Linked DNA regions of Homo sapiens: region 2 is linked to region 1. Evidence: read pairs that join two places in POLR2A ChIA-PET (ENCODE). Cell type or tissue: PC-9. All regions are shown on one strand. Each heading gives the region's core, and the rest is flanking DNA. Links, peaks and the distances in the headings are about the cores only.

Region 1 (8,064 bases), core at 1,389-5,388:
CCGCCCGTCTTGGCCTCCCAAAGTGCTGGGATTATAAATTATTAACTTGAGGCTGGGCGTGGTGGCCCACGCCTGTAATCCCAGCACTTTGGGAGGCTGAGGCGGGTGGATTGCTTGAGGCCAGGAGTTCCAGACCAGCCTGGCCAACATGGCAAAAACCCATCACTACTAAAAATACAAAAATTAGTTGGGTGTGGTGGCGGGCCCCTGTAATCCTAGCTACTCAGGAGGCTGAGGTATAAGAATCGTTTAAACCCGGGGGTGGTAGCTGCAGTGAGCTGAGATCATGCCACTAAACTCCAGTCTGGGTGACAGAGAGAGACTGTTTCAAATTAAAATAAATAAATAAATAAATAAATAAACTTTTTGACATACTAATTTTAAAGGCAATTAAATAAACTTTTTAGAAATTTAATCCATGTCACATCATGAGTTTCACAAAGCAAGCAACAAAATATTTCCGATTTTTCTGATTTCTACAGTAGGCCTAACACCCAGAAGGAAACAGTAAACTCAGTAAGATGTTTGCAAATTTCAATTTTGTACAATCAAGCTCACAAAAATCCTATTTACAACAGGCAGCCCCAACATCACAATGGTCTACATATATATTCTAAAAGGTCATCAAGCTAATTGTTATGAAATTCGAATAATATTTCCCCCCAGAAAAGTGTTAAAAATGATAGTTTTATTTCCTATTCTAGCCCACAATCTACATAAGCAAAACAGTAGCAGCATTACATTTTTTTAATAATTAAAAAATTTTTTTAAAGTTTTTGTGGGTTCATAGTAGCTGTATTACATTAATTTTTTTATTTTTATTTTTTTGAGACTGGGTCTGGCTCTACCGTCCAGGCTGGAATACAATGGTGTGATCTCGGCTCACTACAACCTCCATCTCCCAGGCTCAAACCATCCTCCTGCCTCAGCCTCCCAAATAGCTGGGACTACCGGCATGTACCACCACACCTAGCTAATTTTTGTATTTTTAGTAGAGATGGGGTTTCACCATGTTGGCCAGGCTGGTCTTGAACTCCCGACCCCAGGTGATGCACTTGCCTCGGCCTCCCAAAGTGCTGGGATTATAGGTGTGAGGCACTGTGCCTGGCACCCAGCTAATTTTTTTGTATTTTTGGTAGAGATGGAATTTTACCATGTTGCCCAGGCTGGTCTTGAACTCCTGGGTTCAAGCAATCCTCCTGTCATGGCCTCCCAAAGTGCTGGGATTACATGGTGGCGTGAGCCATCATGCCTGGTCTACATTTAAACCTTAATTGATAGAAATAGCAATGTTTTTCTTAAAATTCAAGTTGCATGAAGAGAGTTCCTATTAATCTTCCCAACTGTTTTGTATTCATGACTATCTTTTAAAATTAAAAAATATATATATTTTTATAGAGACGGGGGTCTCAGGCTACTTTGTCCAGGCTGACCTTGAACTCTTGGCCTCAAGTGATCTTCCTGTCTAGGCCTCCCGAAGTGCTGGGATGACAGGGCTTGTGAGCCACTGTGCCCAGTCTTGACTATCTTTTCTAAAACATTAATCCACTTAAGGTTACTAAAGGATAGGCACTTTGAATTTGTTGCTATGACCTCTAGCCCCTATCAGAACATTCTGATAAGAAATGTATTGGCTGCTGATTAAAAGCATACTCAAGTGACTGGGCAAAAGCAGAATTAAAAATATAGTCCAAGGACAGGCATGGTGGCTCATGCCTGTAAACCTAGTGTTTTGGAAGGCTGAGACTGGAGGATCCCTTGAGGCCAGGAATTTGAGACCAGCCTGGGTAACATGGGAAGACTTCATCTCTACAAAAAATAAAAAATTAGCCAGGTGTGGTGGTCCATGCCTGTAGTCCCAGCTACTCAAGAAGCCAACACAGGAGGATCATTTGAGCCCAGGAGTTCAAGGCTACAGTACACTATGATCATGTCTGTGACTAGCCACTGTACTGCAGCCTGGGCCACACTGCAAGACTCCATCCATCTTAAAAAAAAAAAAAAAAAAAAAAAAGCAGCCTTTTTTTTTTTTCTTTGAGATGGGGTTTTGCTCTTGTTGCCCAGGCTGGAGTGCAATGGTGCAATCTTGGCTCACCGCAACCTCTGCCTCCTGGGTTCAAGCGATTCTCCTGCCTCGGCCTCCCAAGTAGCTGGGATTATAGGCATGCGCCACCATGCCTGGCTAATTTTTTTTTTTTTTTTTGTATTTTTAGTAGAGATGGGGTTTCTCCATGTTGGTCAGGCTGGTCTCAAACTCCTGACCTCAGGTGATCCGCCCACCTCAGCTTCGCAAAGTGCTGGGATTACAGGCGTAAGCCACTGTGCTCAGCCCTTTTTTTTTGTTTTTGAGACAGAGTCTTGCTCTGTTGCCAGGCTGGAGTGCAGTGGCGCTATCTCGGCTCACTGCAACCTCTGCCTCCTGGGTTCAAGTGATTCTCCTGCCTCAGCTTCCCAAGTAGCTGGGACTACAGGCGCATGCCACCACGCCCAGCTAATTAATTTTAGACAGGGTTTCACCATGTTGGTCAGGATGGTCTTGATCTCCTGACCTCATGATCCACCTGCCTCAGCCTCCTAAAATGCTGGGATTACAGGTGGGAGCCACCGCGCCCAGCCTAAAAAAAGCAACTTTTATATGTAGTCCAAAGATACATACGCTAAGTGTCCTCAATCCTTCTCTGCTCAATCTCTATGTGACTTGATGCAGGGTAAAGTGGATAAAATAATAAGCCACTTCACAATTTTGAAACTTTACAGTAATATCCAATATCTAAAATTTATTTGAAAGATTCTGGGCCTGGTGCAGTGGCTCATGCCTGTAATCACAGCACTTTGGGAGGCCAAGGCAGGTGGATCACTTGAAGTCAGGAATTTGAGACCAGCCTGGCCTAGTGAAACCCCATTTCTATTAAAAATACAAAAATCAGCCAGGTGTGGTGGTGTGTGCCTGTAATCCCAGCTACTGGGAGGCTGAGGCAGAAGAACTGCATGAACCCGGGAGATGGAGGTTGCAGTGACCCGAGATCGTGCCATTGCACTCTAGCCTGGGTAAAAGAGCGAGACTCCATCGCAGAAAAAAAAAGAAAAAAAGAAAAAAAAAAAAGAAAAGATTCTGTTTGCATTACTGTAACACCAGCACGTCACTTCTCTGGGGTCTTTAAATGAAGTAGTCTAAACAGTGTCGTCCGGGTATCTAAAGCATATGAAATCGTAGGAGCAGAGTGTCTCTGCTATGTAGGTGGTTTAGCAACATTATTAACTTGAAAGATTAGGTTTAGTCAGTGCAAACTAAGAAAATTCTGCATAACCTTGTCTGAACAGTCTATAATTAATAATGAAAGCTAACATTTGTTTGAGCACTCACTACGTGTCAGTGCTATGTGGTTTAAGACTCACTGCAAACCTATACCATCATGATAGAATCATACAATTGAAGGTGTAATCAAACCTTCTCATGCCTAGTTTACACCAACCATTAGTCACGCCTGGAATCTGGCCATTTTTCGAGAATAACATCAGAAGGCAGAATAATTACAGCAGAAAGTGGGCTGGCCTTCAGCACGACCAGTTTAAAACTAGTCTCAGAAAACGAATCACAGGTGTTTGTGCCAAAGTAACAACTGGCCCTAACCTATGCTCCCTGTGTCATTAACTTTATTGTTCCCACAGGAAAGCTGATAAAACAAAGATTGGCCTAGTAAGAACCAATTAATAAAACTAATTTTCAAAAGAAAAAATAATTAAAATTAATTATATTGCCTATGACGAGAAAAAGCCTTGCATTTAGTAAGCCTTTAAAATATCCTGTTTACAGTAGGATTTTGAAGGTAGTAAGGGCTTAAGATATGTGGAGTCTCTGGTTTAAACCTTCACACAGTTTTTAAAAAATCAGCCATCATTATTCTCATGTTGAAATTCCGTATGAACACTCATATAAAGAAGAAAACATTTAAGGCTAAATGTCGAAAATATTTAAGGCTAAAATTGGAACTTAACATGTTTGTTTCAGAAGTTAACATAGGTCCAGGCATCCTACAGCTCACTCATATTTTAAATTAGTGAAGAAATAAGATATATGGGTGGGTGAAGAGAGGGAAAAGGAACAATTTGCCGAAGAAGTCATCTGTGCAGGGAAAGCTAATTGTATCTCACTGAAGACTCAAGCATCAATTTTAAGGGAAAGCTGTCACATTTAGTGCCTTAACTAAAGAAGTTAAACCCAATAATTTTCCAGTCTTTTAATTCATTTATAAGATAGGAAAGGAAAGTCCAAATATTATTAAAACAATGGGCCCTGTCTTTTAAGGTTTGGCGGTGAGACTCTCTTTGACTAAAGAGAAAGACGACACCTTCAGAAGCAAAGTATTTCAATGACTGATGCTAAGAGAAGCAACGAGACAGGTCAGGATATGAAAGAGTTGGCCCCAACAAGGCAGGTGTCTCCAGGGGGAATGCAGAAAGGAAATATTGCCAAAGAAATTAAAGAAGTCTTAAATATTATTTCCAAAGAGTGAAACGAAAAATTTTAGGAAAAGAGAATCAGAAGACACAGGCATATATGCATGTGCCTGGTGTATGATACGTGTAGCACAGGATGGAAGCAGAGAGCAGATCTTAGTCTTAACACCCTTGAGGAGACTGACTCTGCACCTCAGACAGTCACATATCCTAAAGTTCAGAAGGAGCTGGGTAGTGCATTTTCAGAATTTAGAAGTAGTAAAGGTAATGAAACAACTTTTTTTTTTTTTAGATGAGTCTTGCTCTGTTGTCCAGGCTGGACTGCAGTGGCGCGATCTCAGCTCACTGCAAACTCTGCCTCCTGGGTTCAAGTAATTCTCCTGCCTCAGTCTCCCTGGTAGCTGGGACTACAGGCGCGTGCCACCACACATGGTTAATTTTCGTATTTTTAGTAGAGACGGGGTTTCACCATGTTGGCCAGGCTGGTCACGAACTCCTGACCTCAAGTGATCCACCTGCCTTGGCCTCCCAGAGTGCTGGGATTACAGGTGTGAGCCACTGTGCCTGACCATGAAACATTTCTGTAGTCCTGTAGACTACAATCTGTAACACCAGAAACTTCTAATTAAGTCTTCTATTGATATTTTCTATTAAGTCACTTTTGAACTAGAAGAAATTTGAAAGTTAAGAACTGAACTATAATACAAATCTACCAGAGAGTAGACTACTATTAAGAAATACCTGGCTGGGTACGGTGGCTCACGCCTGTAATCCCAGCACTTTGGGAGGCCGAGGTGGGTGGATCACAAGGTCAGGAGATCGAGACCATCCTGGCTAACATGGTGAAACCCCGTCTCTACTAAAAATACAAAAAATTACCTGGGAGTGGTGGCAGGCGCCTGTAGTCCCAGCTACTCGGGAGGCTGAGGCAGGAGAATGGCGTGAACCCGGGAGGCGGAGCTTGCAGTGAGCCGAGATCAGGCCACTGCACTCCAGCCTGGGTGACAGAGTGAGACTCTGTCTCAAAAAAAAAAAAAAAAAAAAAAAAAAAGAAATACCTATATCAATCATTATCTGTAAACTATCTACCCCAGCTGCTATACTCAAGTTCTTAGTAGTTTTTAATCATAAGAAAAGACAATGTTGAAACACACACACACACACACACGAGTCATAAAAGAGAACAAGAGAATGTAAATATTGCTAAAAATTCAACGAATAATAACCATAATCTTACAGAACAAATGTTACTCCTCATATCAACTCAATCCTAAGTGGCCTATGGAACAGGGAAGTGATAAGCAGTTTGGAACTAAGGATGAAGGAGGAGAGAATTTTTGATTAGGCTGTCACAAAATGTAGTGATCAAACATTTTGTTTGACTAATGAGATCAAACATAGGTTAGGATTAAGAAACAGAACCTCACACCGTAACTGCAGAAAGTAAATGTCAGAACAATTCTGATGCAAACAATGTTCAAGTTAAAAGAATGATGTACACTTACTGCTCTTCCAAAAACAAAGAAGGAAAATCCATGCCAGCCTGGGAAATTTGTTCTGAACAGAATATAGCATATTTAGCTATTCTCTACCAATCTAACTTCTCTTTTCTCTCCACCCAGACTAACCCCACCTCAGAGTCTCTACACCTATCCAATCCCATTTTACTGACTCTACTTATTTTATTTCAAAACCCCAAGAAAATCATGTGCATGATAGGATGCTCTCCTTATTGACATGTAACATCATTGTCTTTTTAAAGTCACGCTCATCCTATGTATGCTTGCTATGTAGCCAAATTAAAAGCATTCAGAAGGCTGGACTTTCCACTTCTCTTGGCTTCTCCAGTGTTTCTATTTAGACTCAGCCATCTGGACCCTTTGGTAAACTGCGGACCTTTAATGCTACCTGGTGCTGTACATTCTCCTGAGGTATGACTCTCTGCCTCACGTCCTTATCTTCCCCCACTTTCGGCTTTTGTTCAAGTTATTAATGAGCACAAGACAATCTCCATTTCCTTATTCACTGTTCTACAACATAACCACAGCTTACTATCTACTTCCTCTAGGAAACCCCCTGGGTTTAACTCAAGCCTTTTAATCATCATACACAGCCAGGCAGGAGGATGATGCTCTGGACAACAAAAAGAATTTAGAATTCTAGTATCTTGCTAAAAATTAGTATACAAATTTAACTTACCTTCAGAGAATACTTACAGTTTTAATTTGAAAATGATTATAAGAACAAAGCAGTAAATAACATGCTTCCATTTCTCTTGGGAAAAACAACTTTTCTTACAAACAGGTAGAATCTCCTACCTGTTTTCTTTGCCATTCTGAATCACTGAGTGTCTATCAGCTGTAGTTCTCTCACTGCAAACATAAGTATTTCGTCGTGTCATTCCACCAGATGCTGTGTTACTCTATAAAAAAGGGCATTTTTGTCTTAAATTTATTTGGTAAATACAGTACAATGAGAAAAAATGAACTTATCTACATAAATAGGAATGTCAGTCTTTTATTTACTTGTTTTTTGAGGCAAGGTCTTACTCTGTCACCCAGGCTGGAGTGCAGTGGAGCAATCTTGGCTCTGCCTCCCAGGATCAAGCAATCCTCCCACCACAGCCTCCCAAGTAGCTGGGAATACAGGCATGTGCCACCACATTTGGCTAATTTTTTTTTTCTTTTTTGAGATGCAGTGTTGCTCTGTCGCCATGCTGGAATGCAGCGGTGCGATCTCGGCTCACTGCAACCTCCCCCTCCTGGGTTCAAGCGATTCTCCTGCCTCAGCCTCCTGAGGTGCCCGGCCTGACAACCTAATTTTAAAATCGGCACCTTCAATAGATATTTCTTTAAAAAAGCTATACAACGGCTGGGCGCGGTAGCTCACACCTGTAATCCCAATACTTTGGGAGGCAGAGGTGGGCGGATCTCCTGAGGTGAGGAGTTCGAGACCAGCCTGACCAACATGGAGAAAACCCGTCTCTGCTAAAAATACAAAATTAGCTGGCTGTGGTGGTGCATGCCTGTAATCCCAGCTACTCAGGAGGCCAGGAGGCTGAGGTAGGAGAATCACTTAAACCTGGGAGGTAGAGGTTGCGGTGAGCTGAGATCGCACCATTGCACTCCAGCCTGTGTAACAAGAGCAAAACTCAGTCTCAAAAAAAAAAAAAAAAAAAAAGCTATACGTATGGCCAAGAAACACATGAAAAGATGCCCAATATCATTGGTCATTAAAGAAATGCAAATCAAAAGCATGAGGTACTACTTCATACCTGCTAGGAAAGCTTTAAATAATAAAATAATTATTAATTGTTAGAAAGAATGTGAAGAAAACAGGGACTCTCACTATTGCTGGATAAAATGGTACAGTTGTGAGGAAAACAGTTTGGCAGTTTCTCAAAAAATTAAACATGGAGTTACCATATTACTCAACAATTTTATTCCTAAATATATACCCAGGAAAAATGAAAACACAGCCAGGTGCAGAGGCTAACACCTATAATCCCAGCACTTTGGGAGGCTGAGGCAGGATGTCTGCTTGAGCCTAGGAGTTTGAGACCAGCCTGGCTGGGCTACATAGGGAGACCTCATCTCTACCACAACA
Region 2 (8,064 bases), core at 1,559-5,558, 160 kb after region 1:
GTGCGTGTGCTGTGTTCCCCTCCAGGTGCGCGTGTGCTCTCCCCCTCCAGGTGTGCTTGTGCTCTCCCCCTCCAGGTGTACGTGTGCTCTGTCCCCCTCCAGGTGTGCGTGGGCTGTATCCCCTCCAGGTGTGCTTGGGCTCTGTCCCCCTCCAGGTGTGCATGTACTCTCCCCCTCCAGGTGTGCATGGGCTCTGTCCCCCTCCAGGTGTGCATGTACTCTCCCCCTCCAGGTGTGCGTGGGCTCTGTCTCCCTCCAGGTATGGGTGTGCAGTGTTCCCCTCCAGGTGTGCGTGTGCTCTGTCCCCCTCCAGGTGTGTATGTAGGCTCTGTCCCCCTCCAGGTGTGTGTGGGCACTGTCCCCCTCCAGGTGTGCATGTGCTGTGTCCCCCCTCCAGGTGTGGGTATGCACTATTCCCCTCCAGGTGTGTCTGTGCTCTGTCCCCCTCCAGGTGTGTGTTTGGGCTCTCCCCCTCCAGGTGTGCATGTGCTCTGTCCCCCTCCAGGTATGTGTGTGGGCTCTGTCCCCCTCCAGGTGTGCATGTGCTCTGTCCCCCTCCAGGTGTGTGTGTGGGCTCTCCCCCTCCAGGTGTGTGTGTGCACCCACATCTGCCCCATCATTTATTCCCCATTGCTTGCCTTACCTCTGTGTTTATCTTTACTCATTTATTCATTCATTCAATGGATATGTACCACATGCCCTCTATCTGCCAGCCCTAGAGGATTTAAACAGCTAAGACATTGTTTCCCAGGGCTATTGTTAACAAAGCAACAGAAACTGTGTGGCTTAAAACAACAGAAATTCAGTTTTAGTTTTTGGCTGGGCACGGTGGCTCATGTCTGTAATCTCAGCACTTTGGGAGCCCGAGGCAGGCAGATCACTTTAGGAGTTTGAGACCAGCCTGGCCAACATGGTGAAACCCCATCTCTACTAAAAACAGAAAAATTAACCAGGCGTGGTGGTGGATGCCTGTAATGCCAGCTACTCGGGAGGCTGAGGCATGAGAATCGCTTGAACCTTGGAGTGCAGTGAGCTGATATCACGCCACGGCACTCCAGCCTGGGCGACAGAGTGAAATTCCGTCTCAAAAAAAAAAAAAAAGAAATTCATTTTTTCACAGTTCCATAGTCCAGAGGGTACAAAATCCTTGGGTTGGCCACTGCATGCACTCTCCAGCATCTGGTGGCTGCCGGCAGTCTTTGGCGTTTCTCAGCTTGCAGCCATAGAGCTCCAAATCCGCCTCTGTCATCACTTGGTTTCATTGCCCTTGCGTAAAGTATCTTCACTTGGCGTTTTCCTCTCTGTGTCTCTCTCTCTTTTTTTTTTTTTTTTTTTTTTTTGAGATGGAGTGTCGTGCTTGTTGCCCAGGCTGGAGTGCAGTGATGCGATCTCGGCTCACCGCAACCTCTGCCTCCCAGGTTCAAGTGATTCTCCTGCCTCAGCCTCCTCAGTAGCTGGGATTGCAGGCGCCCGCCACCACGCCTGGCTAATTTTTGTATTTTTAGTAGAGATGGGGTTTCACCATTTTGGCCAGGCTGGTCTTGAACTCCTGACCTCAGATGATCCACCCGCCTTGGCCTCCCAAAGTGTTGGGATTACAGGTGTGAGCCACCTCGCCACCGCACCCGGCCTCTGTGTCTCTTCTTATAAGGACACCAGACATATTTAATTGAAGACCTGCCCTATTCCAGCATGACCACATTGTAACTCAATTAAATCTGCAATAACCCTATTTTCAAATAAGGTCTCGTTCACAGGTACCTGGGGTTAGGTGTTAAACATATTAGATTCTGTTTTGTTTTGTTTTTTCTTCTGGAGGGTCTAGTGAGAGAACATATCGCTTTGGGGACATGATTTAAAAAAACTTCAAATCACACGAAATGTAGAGCATGGCCCTTGCTCATCATCCACTCTGGGAGACTCCTAAAGCGTCAGCCAGTGCCCGGCGGCAGCTGTGGTTTGGTGGCCTTGTTGCTTCAGATACACTCATCACTGGATCCCCACAATAGCAGTCCTCTGACAGAGATTCTGTTGCTGCTCCACTTCTGCACAGATGAGGAAACTGAGGCACAGAGGGGTTATACAGCTTGACCGAGGCTACAGTTAAAACCTAAGTTACTATATCCAAATATATGCAAAATAAAAACCAGGCACGGTGTTGCCCACCTATAATCCCAGCTACTCTGGAGGCTGAGGCAGGAGGATCACTTGAGCAGAGCTGGTGTGTGGATACGGGCAGGAGGCTGGGTCCTGAGAGATGAACAGCGTGTGTTTCCTGGTAAAGCCCAGCAGGCTGCGTTCTGTTTCCCATCAGACTCCTCTCTTGTGATGTGGACAGCAGGAAACTAACCTATATTTTGGTCACTCTCCTGAAATCAAGTCTGCCGTCATTTAAATACCCTCACAAGGTAGGACAGGCTATCCTGCCAATTTCCCAGGGTGACCATCTTACAAGGAGACGGACAGTACAGAAGCAAGGGCTTCTGGTATAAGGTAAAACGAATCTGATTATCTTCTTGACCCAGAAGGTGATATTTCTTTTTTTATTTTTATTTTTTTTAGGTGGAGTCTCGCTCTGTCGCCCAGGCTGGAGTGCAGTGGCACAATCTCAGCTCACTGCAACCTCCGCCTCCCAGGTTCCAGTGATTCTCCTGCTTCAACCTCCTGAGTAGCTGGGACTATAGGTGCACACCACCATGCCCAGCTAATTTTTGTATTTTTAGTAGAGACAGGGGCTTCACCATATTGGCTGGGCTCCTGGTCAGGAGTGTCGAACTCCTGACCTTGTGATCCGCCCGCGTCGGCCTCCCAAAGTGCTGGGATTACAGGCATGAGCCACTGTGCCCGTTTGTTTTTTTGTTTGTTTGTTTGTTTTTTGACAGGGTCTTGTGTAATGGCTTGATCTAGACTCATTGCAGCCTCTGTCTCCTGGGTCCAAGTGATCGAAGCCTCCCAAGTAGCTGGGACTACAGGCATGCGTCACCACGCCTGGCTAATTTTTGTATTTTGTATTTTGTATTTTTTGTAGAGAGTTTCACCATGTTGGCCAGGCTGGTCTCCAACTCCTGGCTTCAAGTGATCCACCCACCTTGGCTTCCCAAAGTGCTGGGATTACAGCTGTGAGCCACCACACCCGGCCCAGAATGTGATGTTTCTAACCTTACGTTTACACAAATTTATGTCCATATTTAGGGTCAATTTCTTAGGTCTCTGTCATGTTCTCTAGTAGATGGAAGAACCATCCAGAAACCATTGCATGCTCTAAATAACCTTTCTTTTGTGGTACTGCTTTCTCTAAGCAAATATAGTTAGCACCAGATGGGACTGTTGCAATACAGAGTTTTTAACAACAAAAAAAAATTGATTCATTTAGGGTTTCCTTAAATTAGGTGAGCGATTTTTTTCCTTGAGCACTGAACTCCCACATTCAATATTCCCGGCGTGACATTTTGTGCTGTTATAGTTGGTAAGTGAAGCTCAGCTATTCTGAGCTTTATGTGCCAGGAGCCTGTGCTCAGAAATCCTTTTTTTAGTTTCGCTCATAAAGGCTACTTGTATGTTTGGGTATTTCATGCAGAAGGAAGTCTTCCGGGCTGGGTCATTCACATTCCATGCTCTCTTGCTAGGCATCTACAAAGTTCATAGCCATTTTTAACACACACCTTTGCTGCGATAAAATCACAGTCAGAATTTAAAGCCATGACTGGTCTATTTCCTTTAGCATAATGTCTTCGGGGTTCATCCGTTAAGCTAAGGGAAATAAGCCAGTTTCAAAAGGAGAATTACTATAGAATTCTATTAGTATGAGGTACCCAGAGCAGGCAAATTCATAGAGACAGAAAGGCTGGGGCAGGGGCTAGAGGGAGTCATGGTTCAATGTTTCGGAGTCTCAGTTTTACAAGATGAAAAAGTTCTGGAGATGAATGTTGGTGAGAGTTGAAAATAATGTAAATAGACTTAATGCCGCTGAACTGTACACTTGAAAAGGGTTAAAATGGTAAACTTTAACCATTATTTTACCACAATAACAAAAAGCCACTACCCTACAATAATAGCCTAAGTGACTACATCCAAATATATGCAACATAAAAGCTGGGCATGGCGTTGCACACCTATAGTCCCAGATACTCGGGAGGCTGAGGCAAGAGGACCACTTGCACGCACAGCAGTTCAAGGCTGTGCCGTGTTATGATCACGCCTGTGAATAGCCACTTATTTCCAACCTGGGCAACAGAGTGAGACCCACATCTCTTAAAAAAAAAAAAGCAAATATATACAAAATGGTGAATATATAAATGATTACATTTCTGCAATTAAACATGATGTATGCCATAAATATTAATTATAATCATGTATATATGAAATTTGCTTTTGGTTTGTATATTTCCAGATTTTTCAAATTGAAACTTTCCTTGGCAAACAGAAATTATTTTAACTCTCTGACTTACTAACTCTGTGACTTTGAACAAGTCTCTTTTGTATTTTGAGCTATTAGTGTCCTGTATAATAGGAATGATAGTACTCTACAGGGTGCCCACCCCTGTCCAAATTGTAAAGCTGTGAAATTTGCTCAGCAACGCAGGTAGAAACCAAAGTAAATTGAGATCATCTTTCAGTAGGGTTTAAGTGGTAATGGGAACAAGTGCAGTGCTGGAAATCTCTTAGCCCCATAGCACGGCAGTCCCAAGCCCGAGTCCTTCAGGGGCCAAGCAGGTGATGGCAAAGTGGGAAGCAGGCTGGGGCAAGGCAATAAGGAACAGCAGTAATTGTGGCAAACCGGAGGGCCTCAATTTAGAGGCATTTATATTCAGTTAGAAAAAAACAAAAACTCCATGCAGGGCAAACAAAACTTGGACGGATTTTATCTGGCCAGTGGGCCACCGGTTTGCAATTTCTGCTTCACTTTTTAATTTAATTAATTAATTAATTAATTAATTACTTTTTGAGATGGAGTTTCACTCTTGTTGCTCAGGCTGGAGTGCAATGGTGCAATCTTGGCTCAGCGCAACCTCCACCTCCCAGGTTCCATTGATTCTCTTGCTTCTGCCTCCCGAGTAGCTGGGATTACAGGCATGGGCCACCATGCCTGGCTAATTTTGTATATATATATATTTTTAAATTTTTATATGTTTGTTTGTTTGTTTTGAGAGAGTCTTACTCTGTCTCCCAAGGTGGGGTGCAGAGGTGCAATGTCAGCTCACTACAACTTCGGCCTCCTGGGTTCAAGCGATTCTCGTGCCTCAGCCTCCCAAGTAGCTGGTATTACAGGCATGCACCACCATGCCTGGCTAATTTTTTGTATTTATCACATTGTCTTGGTATTGAACTCCTGAGGTCAGGTGATTTGCTTGCTTTGGCCTCCTAAAATGCTAGGATTACAGACGTGAGCCACTGCACCCAGCCTGCAATTTCTGTTTTAGAGTGAGAGATGCTTAGATCTAGAAGGGACATGGAAGGCCTTTTGGTCCCAACCCCTATTTTTCAGAAGAGAAACCATGACTAATATATGGGCTGCTTTAGGAAGAGCTGGTCTAGAATCCAGGTGTTAGACAATTATTTTCAGGGCTCTCTTCTACCTCCCTGCCAGCTAGAAACATTTTTTATTTTCAGATAATGTATCCTTCCAAGTTTGAATTTGAATCTTTTTTTAAACGTAGATACATTTGTTTAATTTTGTGTTACTGCCCAGATCAAGTCAGCTCCTAGTACTTTTCTATTTTAATGATAGCTGCCACCTCCCAACAAAACCCAGCATTCAATGTTCAACAGAAATTCTGATATGCATACTATGTGCCTACGAGCCTTTTAAAATTGCAATGACAGTGTTTTTATTTGGTTCTTTGGATTAAATTGTCTAAAGAATTTATTGTGAACATTATTGTATCTCTGATTCTGTTGGCCTTCTATGAAATTTTACACGTCTTGAGACAGACGGATTTTTATCTTTGGTTCTCAGGTTATTAACATGTACTGTGAGAATTTAGATTGTTTTAGTAGAACTCTAACCCGGGGCACAAACTGGCAGGCCTGGGATGAGCAGGGCCTCTGTAGGCATGTCATGCTCGCCAGCACTATGCTTCAAAATACCTTTTTCCAGGCCGGGCATGGTGGCTCACGCCTGTAATCCCAGCACTTTGGGAGGCTGAGGTGGGTGGATCATGAGGTCAGGAGTTTGAGACCAGCCTCGCCAACATGGTGAAACCCCGTCTCTACTAAAAATACAAAAATTAGCCGGGCGTGGTGGCACATGCCAGTAATCCCTGCTCCTTGGGAGGCTGAGACAGGAGAATCGCTTGAACCCGGGAGGCAGAGGTTGCGGTGAGCTGAGATCGCACTGGAGAGCTGGAGACTGCACTCCAGCCTGGGTAACAGAGTAAGACTCTGTCTCAAAAAAAAATAAAAATACAAATAAAAATAAATAAATAAAGTGGAATGAGAAAATAAAAAACTTGCCCAAAAGAATGATCAAGTTCTCTAGGGAATGTCCACACTGCAGGGAGCAGCCAAGATGTACAATCAATTTAGTGGGGCCAGAGGAGCATTTAAATTTTTTTTTGGCCAGGCGCAGCGGCTCACACCTGTAATCCAGCACTTTGGGAGGCAGAGGCAGGAGGATTGCTTCAGCCCAGAAGCTCAAGACCAGCCTGGTCAACATAGTGAAACCTCACCTCTACAAAAAACACAAAAATTAGCCAGGCATGGTGTTGTGTGCCTGTAGTCCCAGCTACTTGGGAGGTTGAGGCAAGAGGATCTCTTGAGCCTTGGAGATCAAGGCTGCAGTGAGCTGCACTTGGCCTGGCCCCCAGAGCAAAAGACAGGAGCATCAGGAAGTACGGAGGAAATGGGCAACAGCCCAGCTTTAGCCTGGGCAATAGGGCAAGACCCTATCTCTTAAAAAAATTTATTGGCCAGGTGCGGTGGCTTACACCTGTAATCCCAGCACTTTGGCAGGTTGAGGTGGGTGGATCACTTGAGGTCAGGAGTTCAAGACCAGCCTGGCCTACATGGCAAAACCCCCGTCTCTACTAAAAATACAAAAATCAGCCGGGTATGGTGGAGGGTGCCTGTAATCCCAGCTACTGGGGAGGCTGAGGCAGGAGAATCACTTGAACCCGGGAGGCAGAGGTTGCAGTGAGCCGAGATCCTGCCATTGTACTCCAGCCTGGGCAACAAGAGTGAAACTCTGTCTCAAAAAACAAAAAAGATCTTATTTTTTAGAGCAGTTTAGAGCAGTTCCAGGTTCATAGCAAAATTGAGAGGAAGATACAAACTATCCCAAGTGCCCCCAGCACCCCCAACATGCAGAGCCTGCCCTGTTATCAGCGTCTCCCTGGGTAACGCATTGATTGCCCCTGATGACCCAACATGGACACATTGTAACCACCTGGTCCATGCTACATTCGGGCTCACTCTTGGTGTCGCACATTCTATGCAGCAAAACATTTTTAAAAATAAAAGCAGCACAGAGTAGGTCAGGGTGCTTTGCATCTGGTGACGGTAAGTACAGTATCGTTCTGGGAAACGTTCTGTTTCAGTTACATATTTGAATGTGTGTGCTGTTTGTCATGCAAAATTCTTCCCTAACTGTGAGTTGTGGTGACAAAAGATTGAGAGAGACTTTGGGAGTTCAAGGGATGAAGAGGCACATCAGGTTAGGGAGAGCCTGGAAGGGCTTTTTGGGGTCAGGTACCCTGGAAGATAGGGAAAGAAGGGAGAAAACCCAACAGAGGCCAAGAGTATTGGGGGAGGGATTGAGGGGACAGTGAGGAGTGTGGAGGATGCCCGGGAGGGGGCAGGTGGGTGGCAGTGACCGGAAGGGTGGTGAGACCATGGGCGGGGTGGAGCCCTGGAAGGCTGTGAGGAGGGGTTGGGGTCTGAACCTGTGCTCCTGCTTACTGGATGAGTAAACCCCAGCACTTACTTAGTCTCTCTATGCCTGTTTTTCAGCAGTGGGATGGGGGCAGTTATGGTGCCCGTCTGGGAGGGTTGGTGCCAGTGCCAGGTGAGTAAATTGTGGGATTCCCCTGGCACAGTATATGAAGTATCAGAGGCACCTATCTTTAG

The links. ChIA-PET counts read pairs that join two places held together with the same protein. Peaks named below come from ENCODE experiments on the same cell type or tissue, not always from the same donor. Only the 100,000 strongest peaks of a DNase experiment are listed, where the experiment ranks them.
Region 2: POLR2A ChIA-PET joins it to region 1 with 13 read pairs; 7 of 35 experiments call an interaction of 5 or more read pairs at or near these places.

Annotation. Positions count from the first base shown.
Region 1 is chr14:103,479,203-103,487,266 of GRCh38, reverse strand. MARK3 (microtubule affinity regulating kinase 3) reads right to left here. Exons shown (of 18, transcript NM_001128918.3): 14 at 6,777-6,880. Among named protein-coding and RNA genes, the nearest start is that of CKB, 40 kb to the left of the region's middle. In PC-9, for the core only: no CTCF peak of the experiment used is centred there; a DNase peak (open chromatin) is centred at 3,506; H3K27ac peaks cover 1,307 bases.
Region 2 is chr14:103,318,989-103,327,052 of GRCh38, reverse strand. No RefSeq gene overlaps it. Among named protein-coding and RNA genes, the nearest start is that of EIF5, 11 kb to the left of the region's middle. RefSeq lists enhancers at 7,620-7,709, 7,730-7,779. In PC-9, for the core only: no CTCF peak of the experiment used is centred there; no DNase peak of the experiment used is centred there.